2 separate regions of the Homo sapiens genome follow, and region 2 is linked to region 1. A link is a loop called in an ENCODE intact Hi-C map of the cell type or tissue named here. Cell type or tissue: endothelial cell of umbilical vein. All regions are shown on one strand. Links, peaks and the distances in the headings refer to the core of each region. The heading gives the core; the rest is flanking DNA.

Evidence for each region. Peaks named below come from ENCODE experiments on the same cell type or tissue, not always from the same donor. Only the 100,000 strongest peaks of a DNase experiment are listed, where the experiment ranks them.
Region 2: it touches region 1 in a loop (2.6-fold over the local background); 9 of 110 quality-filtered maps call a loop at or near these places.

The regions. Positions count from the first base shown.
Region 1 is chr1:59,070,228-59,075,613 of GRCh38, forward strand. The region is part of intron 2 of LINC01358 (long intergenic non-protein coding RNA 1358); the gene reads left to right. Among named protein-coding and RNA genes, the nearest start is that of LINC01358, 52 kb to the left of the region's middle. In endothelial cell of umbilical vein, for the core only: a CTCF peak has its summit at 2,466; a DNase peak (open chromatin) is centred at 2,364; H3K27ac peaks cover 1,533 bases.
Region 2 is chr1:59,130,713-59,136,098 of GRCh38, forward strand. HSD52 (a long non-coding RNA gene) reads right to left here. Exons shown (of 3, transcript NR_027120.1): 2 at 2,519-2,618; 3 at 1,224-2,034. Among named protein-coding and RNA genes, the nearest start is that of HSD52, 13 kb to the right of the region's middle. In endothelial cell of umbilical vein, for the core only: no CTCF peak of the experiment used is centred there; no DNase peak of the experiment used is centred there.

The DNA of each region.
Region 1 (5,386 bases), core at 57-5,056:
AGCTCACTGCAACCTCCACCTCCCGGGTTCAAGCGATTCCCCTGCCTCAGCCTCCGGAAGTACCTGGGATTACAGGTGCCCGCCACCACGCCCAGCTAATTTTTTGTATTTTTAGTTGAGATAGGGTTTCACTATGTTGGCCAGGCTGGTCTTGAACTCCTGATCTCAGGTGATCCACCCGCCTTGGCCTCCCAAAATGCTGGGATTACAGGCGTGAGCCACCACGCCCAGCCCATCAATGCTTATTCTTTGCCCATTACTATACAAGGCCTATAAGATGTGGTCCCTGCCCTTGAAGAACTTAAATATTCCCTAAAAGTAATATGAGGTACACAACCATTAATCTGGGGGCTAGATAAAAACCTACAAATTCCTTAACAAATAATTAAGGAGTAATGACTCTACACCAGACCCATGGTTTTATGAGACAAAAAAACTGACAGGATTTCTGCCTTCCTAAGGCTCAAAGTGCAATGGCTGAGATAGATATTTAGTAGTTACAAATAAAACACACAAGTGCATTAAATTGTATGTAAATATTTACAGTGTGCAGTAAGAAAAATGGCAGGGGAGTGTTTGCTTAGACTTTTAGATGATGCAATAAAATAGATAAAAATAGATATTTCAAAGCTCAAAAGTTAGAGAAGGGAAAACCCTACATTGCATCAATAAAGGTCCAGCCAAGAGGCAGAAATATCAGAGAATGGAAAAGGTATGTTTAGTCTCAGCTTTGAAAAATGAAGAGGAATTAGACTGAGAATTGGGGAAGAAGATTTTGTACCAAGGGAGCAGCAAGTCTAGAGTCCCTCAGGTGGCACAGAGCTCTGTGAATTTAAAGAACTCCATGAGGGCTGCTGTAGCCAGGATATAGCGATTGAGGGAAAGAGTGGTTTAGGCAAGGCTGGAGACATTGGAAACCAAACAAGGTCTTGCAAACCGATCAAGGAGTTTAAGTAGCTGCAAGTGCAGTAGGAATCCATTGTAGGTTTAGAAAGAGAAATGATTTACGATTAAGACAATCACTCTGGTTGCAGTAGGCATGGTTTATAGATTTAAGACTGAAATAAGGAAAACCAATTAAAAGCTTTTGCAGTACTCCAGGTCTTTGGATGCTAAATTTCAGATACTTTTCACAAACCACAACGTGTACTTCGAGATGCTGCAGCTAGAACACTGCAAACCACATTTCAGCTTGACTAGCTAGTTACCTGCTGAGCTCAGCCCATGGGGGCCACAGCAGGAGGCTGCACACCCGGAGGAGAGAAAGAAGCGATTGTTCCTTTCTGTTTGCTTCCTCCTTTCTGTTTACTTCCCGTTCCTATGTTCATAAGCAATGTCTCTTCACCATGGCAGCAGCAGTTGTTTCAGGAGCAATGGTTAAATCCAATTTGCAGTTTTTCTAACACTCACAGAAACAGCCTCATTGTGCCCCCTCAGTGACACTAACCAATCTGAGCCCCCTCCTCAGAGATCTGGGTCCCAGACCAATGAGACTTGTCCTTCAAACTCAGAAACACTATCATCAGCCGGGCAGTGTCCCTTCTCAGAATCTGAGTTTCATCTCTGCAGGGCCTTCTCTCCCATATTTCTAAGTTTTAATAATGCCAACCTCTTTCTTTGGTTGTCCCAGTCCCAGAGGCAGCCGCTTCCTGTAATTGTTGGCTCCATGATACCTTAGCATTCTCTTTTTGCCATTTTGGTTGTTGAGTTCCCAGGCAGCAATTCTCTATATTATATTCTCCATGTTAAAATAACTGGTATGGTTTCTCTCTCGGCTGGACCTTTACTGATGTAATGTAGGATTTTCCCTTCTCTAACTTTTGAGTTTTGAAATATCTATTTTTATTGTATCATCTAAACGTCTAACCAAATAAAAGGGCAGACCCAGCCATGGAATAAGTATAAGCTTTGTAATCAGAAAAACAGCAGAGCTACTTACTGGAAGTATGACTGTGGGTCTGACCCTTAACCTTTATAAGTCTTAGTTTCTGCATCTATAGAATAGGTGCAGTAAACCTCTACTTCAAATGGTCATTGTGATGGACTGGCACAGGCCAGGCACATATTAGGTAAACAATTTGTGGCAGCTATTATTATTAAAGTATCTCTCATAGAAAGTGTTTTATTTTAGATAATTTATTCAACAAATATTTTAGAACATGCCCTGTAAGTGTTTTCTTCCTGTTCTCTCCTGCCCCCCTGCAGGTGCCTCTGACTCATGACTTCCTCTCTCATAAGTGTTCCTCGAAGTTTCCTCCCTACACGTTTACTTGCCTCCATGTCGTCTCTCCAAAACCAGAATCTTCACAGGGTCAGGAAGAAAGCACTCAACACAATATCCAACATTTTGTATAGATCCAATCATCATTTGTTGACTAACCTCTGCTTGCTAACTGTTCACTACGGCTTTGTCTGGCTTCATACATCCTCTGAATGCCTTGGCCTCCCTTGGGATACCTCATGATGGGGCCAAAGCATCAGGACAAAAGAGCAGAGCAGAAAACATGCAAAGAAGACACTTCCCACCACACTCCACGGCTTCCTATTCTCAAGGCCAGTGGCACTTCAGCAAGCTGCTTCCCTTTAACTCTGTCCAGCTGGAGCCCTCTTCTCAGCCGCCCAGGGCTGGTAGCGAAGGCCCATTCGCAGTTGATTAAGGAGTAATTAGCAAGCCCAGTCAGGATCATTAGCATTTCTATGTTCCCACTTGTAAATAATAACTGGTTTGAGTGAGGTGATTAAAAAAAAAAGAACAGCTGGTGGGAGATTTTAGAAATTTACCTACAGGTCCAGCTGAAGTGCCCACTGGGAACCCTTGGGAGCCTCAGTAGTCCAAACACCAGACAGATGCCCTCTCCCTGCCCCAAAACTATCCTTAGAGGGAACAATTGCAGGGACATCTACACCCTCCCTATAGCACGAAAGTACAAATGTCTCCTCTCCTAGTAAGAGAGGGCATGGTCATAATAGAGAGGGGAAAAAAAAAAAAGAAAAGAAAAGAAAAGAAAGAAAAAACCCAGATTTTGGAGTTAGGCAGACATGACTTGAAAACTCAGCTTCTACACTTACTAGTTTGGTGACCTTGGGCAAGTATCAGCTTCTTTATCAGAAACATACTCTTTGTCCTTATGGATGGAGTCTTTCTTTCTTTCTTTTTTGTAAACAAATCAAGACGGTATTCAACAGTAAACAGATGAGTAGTTTGTTCAAGGAAAAGACAGGAGAGATGAGCAGGTGGAGCCCATGGAATCTTTAGGGCAGTAACACAGTAATCTATATGATACTGTAATGGCCAATACACAACATCATGCATTTGTCAAAACCCATAGAATATATCCAAAAGAGAGTAAATCATTTTACCAAAAAGACACATGTATGTTTATCACAGCACTATTCACAATAGCAAAGATATAGAATCAACCCAGGTACCTACCAATGGTGAATTGGATAAAGAAAATATGGTACATGTATACCATGGAATACCACACAGTCACCAGAAAAAAGAATGAAATAATGTCCTTTGCAGCAATATGGATGTAGCTGGAGGCCATTATCCTAAGTGAATTAACACTGGAACAGAAAACCAAATATCGCATGTTCTCACTTATAAGTGGGAGCTAAATATTGGGTCCTCATAAAGAAGGCAACAATGAGGCTGGGCACGGTGGCTCACGCCTGTAATCCCAGCACTTTGGGAGGCCGAGGCAGGGGGATCACGAGGTCAGGAGATCGAGACCATCCTGGCTAACACGGTGAAACCCCGTATCCACTAAAAATACAAAAAATTAGCCGGGCGTGGTGGCGGGCACCTGTAGTCCCAGCTGGGAGGCTGAGACGGGAGAATGGCGTGAACCTGGGAGGCGGAGCTTGCAATGAGCCGAGATCGCGCCACTGCACTCGAGCTTGGGCGACAGAGCGAGACTCTGTCTAAAAAAAAAAAAAGAAGAAAAAAGAAGGCAACAATGGACACTGAGGACTACTAAAGAGGGGAGGCATGGAGCGGGGCAAGGACTCAATGTCTATTGAATCCTATGCTCACACCTGGGTGACGGGATCATATGTATCCCAAACCTCAGCATTATGCAATATACTCATTAAATATACCTGCTCAAGTACCCCCTGCATCTAAAATAAAAGTTGAAATATTTTTTTTAAAACAGAGAACAGATTGTGTAAGTCATTGTAGTTGAGGAAGAAAATATATTTATTTCAATTAAGAGATCTAGCCTTAAATTTTGCCTTTGCCAGTTGGCAGCCTTGTGACTTTGGACAAGTTAAATAACCCCCCTGAGCCTCAGCTTTCTCATTTGTAAAATTTAATTAGAAATACCCTCAATTATCTACTTTCACGGGGTTCTTACAAGCGTTAAGTTTTATAATGTACCTTAAATTTTAATAAATTGTAAAATTTACACCTCAAGAAAACCCACAAAAAGCCATAGGATGTACATCACAAAGAGTGAGCCTCAGTGTAAACTATGGACTTGACTTAGTAATAATGTAATATTGGTTCATCCATTGTAACAAACGTAGTACACTAATGCAAGATGTTTGTAATAGGGAAAACTAGGTGAAGGTAGAGAAGAGTATACAGGAACTTTGTACTTTCTGTTCAATTCCGCTGTACACCTAAACCAGTCTAGAAAAAAATCAAGTCTACTAGTGATTCTTTTTTTCAAGGAATACTTGACTATTCCTTACCCCAAATAGCCTAGCCCAATGCCTTTCAAACTTTAACGTACATGTTAGTCACCTGTACTGCAGGTGACTTTGTAGGTCTAGAGTGGTGCCTGAGATTCTTTCTGCCTTTCTAACAAGGAACGCCGCTGATCCATAACAACACTTGGAGCAGCAAGTCTCAAGACTGAAGCAGTAATTGTCTAAGTAAAGCGACTGGAAATGATGGGTACTCCACAAAGTGGGACACTTGCTAATAGGATTCCCTTCCCTACCATTGTTCAGTAACCTTAGGATCAAAAGAGGCCCTAACACTGGGCTCTGCGATTAGCTAAATGAATACCCCAAACGTCAGGGACTTTGCACTTAAAAGACAACTGGATCCATTTAGGAATAATTCCCAGATAAGACTCAAGTCACAGACAGTTGTGGTGGCTCATGCCTATAATCTCAGCACTTTGGGAGGCCGAGGTGGGTGGATCACAAGATCAGGAGTTCAAGACCAGCCTGACCAACATGGTGAAACCCCTGTCTCTATTAAACATACAAAAATTAGCCAGGCATGGTGGTGCTCACCTGTAATTCCAGCTACTCCAAAGGCTGAGGCAGGAGAATCGCTTGAGCCCAGGAGGCGGAGGTTGCAGAGAGCTGAGATCCTGCCCCTGCACTCCAGCCTGAGCGACACAGCAAGACCCCGTCTCAAAAACAA
Region 2 (5,386 bases), core at 151-5,150, 61 kb after region 1:
GTTTTCCTTTGCCGTTTACTGGGCATATCCATGTGTGACAATCACATGTACCATTCACTGAGGTTCTAGTGGCAACTTCTAGACCAAACACTTTAAACATGTATTAAGGGTCTTCCGCTTAGGTAGGGAAGGGAAGGGTCTTACATTTTCTAGTTTGGGGGCTTCTGGGGCTTTGCAGGGTTTTCTGTTATTTTTTTGGTTGTTGTGTACATTGCTGTTGTCTTTGCTTTGTGCCAGTCTGGCAGAGTATCTTCCATGTGAAATGACGTCTAGTTCTGCAACATTCTGATGGGGGATGTCACCTTCTCAATTCAGAGCCTTTTCTATTAAATACGGTCTATTGCCTTTGCATAAGAAGTCAATTTTATTTCATTTCAAATTCAAGGAGCACCTACTCTGTGCTAAACTTTGGGAATACAAAATTAGATTACACTAAGTCCCTATTTCAGGAAAGCCTCCAGTCTGGTGGAGCTGAAAGGGAAATATCATGGTCATATAATCAAGATGGAGTGATGCTTGGGATTCTCTGGGAAGATAGGACCAATTCCCTGCTTTCCAGTTGCTGTGATCTGAGTGTTTATGTTCTCCCCAAATCCATATGTTGAAATCCTGACCCCCAAGGTGATGGCATTAAGAGGTGGGGCATTTGGGAGGTGATTGTGTCCTGAGAGCACAGCCCTTGTGAATAGGATTAGTCCCTTATAAAAGAAATCTGGAAAGATTTCTCACTTCTTCCATTCTTGTGAGTTTACAGTGAGAAGATACCCATCAATGAGAAAGCCTTTACCAGACACCAAATCTACAGGCACCTTAATCTTGCACTTCCCAACCTACAGAACTATGAAAAAAAAAAGTTTGTTGTTTATAAGCCACCCCATTTATGGTATTTTGTTATAGTAGCCCAAACTGACTAAGATACTAGTGAGCAGGTAATAGAAACTCTATGTGCCTCAGTTTCTTCATTTGTAATACATAGAACATAATAACACAACTGATAAGGTTATTACGAGTACTAAATGAATTATCCAAATAAAGTACCCAGAGCATGTTGTGTAGTAAGTGATCAATGTGTTAGTTTTTAGTGTTATTATCACTGTTTTTCTTAAGTATTATTATTATTATTATTATACTACAAAAAGGGATCTCACTCAATCTAGAGGTTACTGGAGAAGGTGCTGGCAGGGTCAAGTTTTGAAGAGCAGAGAAAGTGGATTTAGCCTTGATTGAGAGATGAAATGTTTTATTTATTATTTTGAGGTGCACAGTGACAACAGGTTGGACATTTAACCTCCATGATCTCATATACAAATGACAATGCTCAGACAGAGAGGTCACATAACTTGTCCAAGGTTACACAACTAGTTAACTGTTGGTGTTAAGACTTGAATGTATAGTATTTTTATTTCCTCTATTTTATAGATAACAGTGAAGTGCAGAGAGGCATTGGGGATCAAAATTTAAATCCATGTTTCTCAAAGTCCTGAATCCATGTTCTTCCCACTACCCTAAGCTTCCCACCTAGTGGAATATATTCATCTTGTTTCTTTCAGATGTTGCAACAAGACATTAGGCTTCTTTACGATTTGGTTTTCTTATTTCTAAATCGCGCCTCTCTACACCTCTCCTCTGTGCAGACTGCCCCTGTTTCAGCCTCCAGGAGAGTCTGTGACAAGGAGTGGGCTCCCTCTGCAAGGTGCTTGGATTCCTCTGAAGAAAGAAAGCAAGGAAACATGAAGTATGGTGATGGTGGCATTTTCAAGGGCGGGTGATGAATGGAAACTTCCTGACATTTCAAGCGACAACATCTGAAAGGAAATGGAATTTTCCTGAAGCACAGGCAGGAGGTCCCCGTCACAAGCTATTGATTTGGTGTGCACATCTTGCATTTAATCTGGTGATTAATTTGGAGGGAGGCTGCATGCATGCTGTGCTTTCATTTAGTGAGTTTAAAAGCCCACAACTTCTGATTTATTTTGCTTCATTCATGAGGAGCTGTTTTATTGCAAAGGGTTGAATGACAGGTTTCCTGGCAGGCTGTAAAGACAGGTAAAATTTAAATAAGGAACATAAAATCTTTGAAGACACTCTATTTATCTTTTGTAACTTATTAATCACACCTATTGAAGGCTGGTTGACCCTCCGGGAATAGTTCAGCAAAGAAAAACTATTGAGCATGTTAAGCTTGCCAATCCCTTGCTTTTCTTTTTCTTCATTTAGAGATGAGAAAACTAAGGACCTAAAATAAGACTTTACTTGCTAAGTCATACCATGAGTTGGAACTGAAATTAACTCCTAGCTCTGCCCTGTGACTTCAAGACCACCAAAATACAAGAAGTATGTGTAGAGCTCGAAATATGTTCCTAAAATATTCAAAGTATTTTAATAATAAATTGAGAATTAACATAAGCACTCTCTAACTAACATCTTATCAATGGCTCCCCATTGCCTGAAGAACAAACTTTAAGAGCCAGCCTCCACTTACTTGGCAAGTTCCATTTCTTTTCCCCCTTGAACTCACCTCCGTCCATATGAAACGACTTTACCTTTTCCCAAGTAGAATATGGTCCTTCTTATTGCTGGGCTGTTGCAAATGCTGTCCACTTGCCTGGATGTTTTTCCTGGAAGGAAGTAAAGAAGGGAGAAAGGGAGGAAGGGAAGAGGGAAGGAAGGACCGAGAACATGGGTTTACAGCTCATTTTATTAGCAGGCATTGCCTCTTTGGGTTGGTGCTCATTCCAGCAATTCAAACTACCTCTGACCCACAAGAATTTTAATTTCTCTACTGTGACTTTATCATTTACCTGAGGTTCTCCCATTGTAATCTTTGGGTATGACATGGCTCCACTTATTCCAAGAAGTTACCATATTTCTCTTGGCTAAAGCTCCCCAACTCCTAAAAACCCAAGAAACTCTCTCTCTTTGATTCCTTAGTAGGTTGGAAAAAATCTCCCCCATCTATAGCACATGGATTCCAAGAAATCAAACCAAAACTATACTGAGAGGTTCTGAAGGGGGAAAATGTAGGTGGGCCTCATTATCTTGAAGGATGGCGCAAACTCAAACAGCAGGCATTTCCAAAAGGGGCTGGGGACACATGCAGAACATGATATAAAAATGTCAGATTATTAAAGAGTAGCTAGAGATAACAGGGTCAGGGTTAAGGGTGAGCATGGAAAACATGTCTTAGACTGTGTGTTGGCATCATGGAAAAGAAAATTCTAAGATAAAGAGTGGAGGAATGGGATATTGGAAGAATTGAAGAACAGGGCACTTTGTTCATTTAATAGCACATTTTATTGAGCACCTACTATGTAACAGGGCCTGCTCTGTGAGCTCAATATGCAGGAGGAAAGAAAATGTGATCAAAAGACAGCTTTTGATGGAATTCAGTCTCATGGAAATCTGGACTTCAACTTCAGTTCTGTCACTCATTACCTTTTTGACCTCACATTGTTTGTTTCAGTTTCCTCATTTGTACAATATGTGTACTCTTTTCTGTGTCTTGATGGCCTGCTATGCTGTTGTGCCAGGAGCCGTGCTAAACCCTGGACACACAACAGTGAACTAGACAGACACAGTACCTGTGCACCCCTACCCTCACCCACCAGAAGCTTATTGAGTAAAGGCAGGGACTGACATGTTACCACAATAAAGCATTTGCTGTGGGAGGATCTAGCAGAGCTGAGATGGCATTTCACATACATGGGCTCTTAGGATTCAATTAGATAAATGATTTTAATGGGCCACCATGATTTCTACAAGAGCACAGGCTCTAGAACCAGACAGCATGAGTTCAAATTCCAACTTTGTTAGTAAATCCCAATTATTTACTAACTATATCATGTAAGGAAGTGTCTAAGTCTCTCTTTTTTCTCATCAGTAATAAGGGGATAATAAGAGTAATTAATTCATGTAGTTGTTAAAAAGATTAAATTAGTTAATATATGTAAAAAGTTTAAAATAATATCTGGCACAAAAGTACACAATTAATAATAATAATTATCTTTATCATTATGATTGACACAGACCCTGGCTCATAGTGGGTGCTCACAATTGCTAGTTCCTGTCCTCTGCTACATGGCTCTTCTTAAAATCCCATAGGCCTAGCAGAACAGTGGCCCATGTTTCATATTTCATCATATGTCAAAGGCCCAAATTGGTAACTACAGAAAGGATTGTTCTCAGTATCACTTATAATTTATTCCTGTCTGAGCAAGTTGCCTTGTTGAGCCTTTGAAGAGCACAAGGGTCTTCCCTGTAGGGTGGACTAGAGACTAAAGTAAGATTGTCAGGGAATTAGAGCCGCAGGAACAAGAGAACCTGGAAAAAAAAACTTGGGTCCCAGATGGATGACAGCTGGCTGTCTTCAAGGAGACCCTTGGAGGAAAAGGCCACATTTTGTCATTCAACCACAAGCATGGTATTTGGAGTCTTATACACTTGGGGTCACTGCTTGACTCCACACTTACAAAGCCATGTAGTCTTCTGGGTCATTTGAGAGTTGGGAAGGATCATGTCTATATCATATGATTGCTAGGAAGGTTATATGGAATGACTAGTTTTTAAATGCCTGGAAGTTAATAGAACTATTGTCCAGCCTTGTCATCAAATAATGATGCTGACATTATCCTTAGCACTGAGTGGTACTTATGGTACTGATGGTCAAACAAACTTCCTCCTCCAATGCTAGTAAGACTAGTATACCCTACAGAAAATAAGGTCTCAGAATTAGGGACCCAAACTCCATGAATACAGGAACTGGTGAGTCTTGTTTCTTGTTGTATCCCCCAGATGATCCTCAGCGTTCAGCAGTAATGCAATAAATGCTTCCTGAATGGATAAACTGTAAGAGGGACAGGCATAAAAACGTAGCATGTCTGGAAAGAGGCCAGCATGGTAATGGGACTCAAAACCACATTGCATAAGGCACATTGGTGGAAGTCGGGCCACACAACTAGCGATGGAAGACTGGGGCATTGAGGTCTTCCGAAAGACGGTTGTATCAGTCAGGGCTTAACCAGCAAAGCAGAATCATAGGAGAGATGGTTGGTTGATTGACTGATTGATTGGCTGATAGATGAATGAAAGGATGAATGATAGATAAATGCATAGATAATTAAATAAAATTAAATAACTTATCATTATTATTGTTTCAAGTATTATTAATTATCCTATGCAATTTGGGAAGCTGACTAAGCCACAGGGAAAACAATCAGGAAGGGAAGACGCACAGGGAAGAGAGAACAATTGCAAGTCCAGCTGCACTTGACACACTCAAAATCAACTGAATAGGAACTTTAATTACATCTGCAAATCCCCTTCACTGCAGCACCTAGATTAGTGTGTGATTGAATCCCTGGGGGATGGTGTGCATATGCTATAAAGT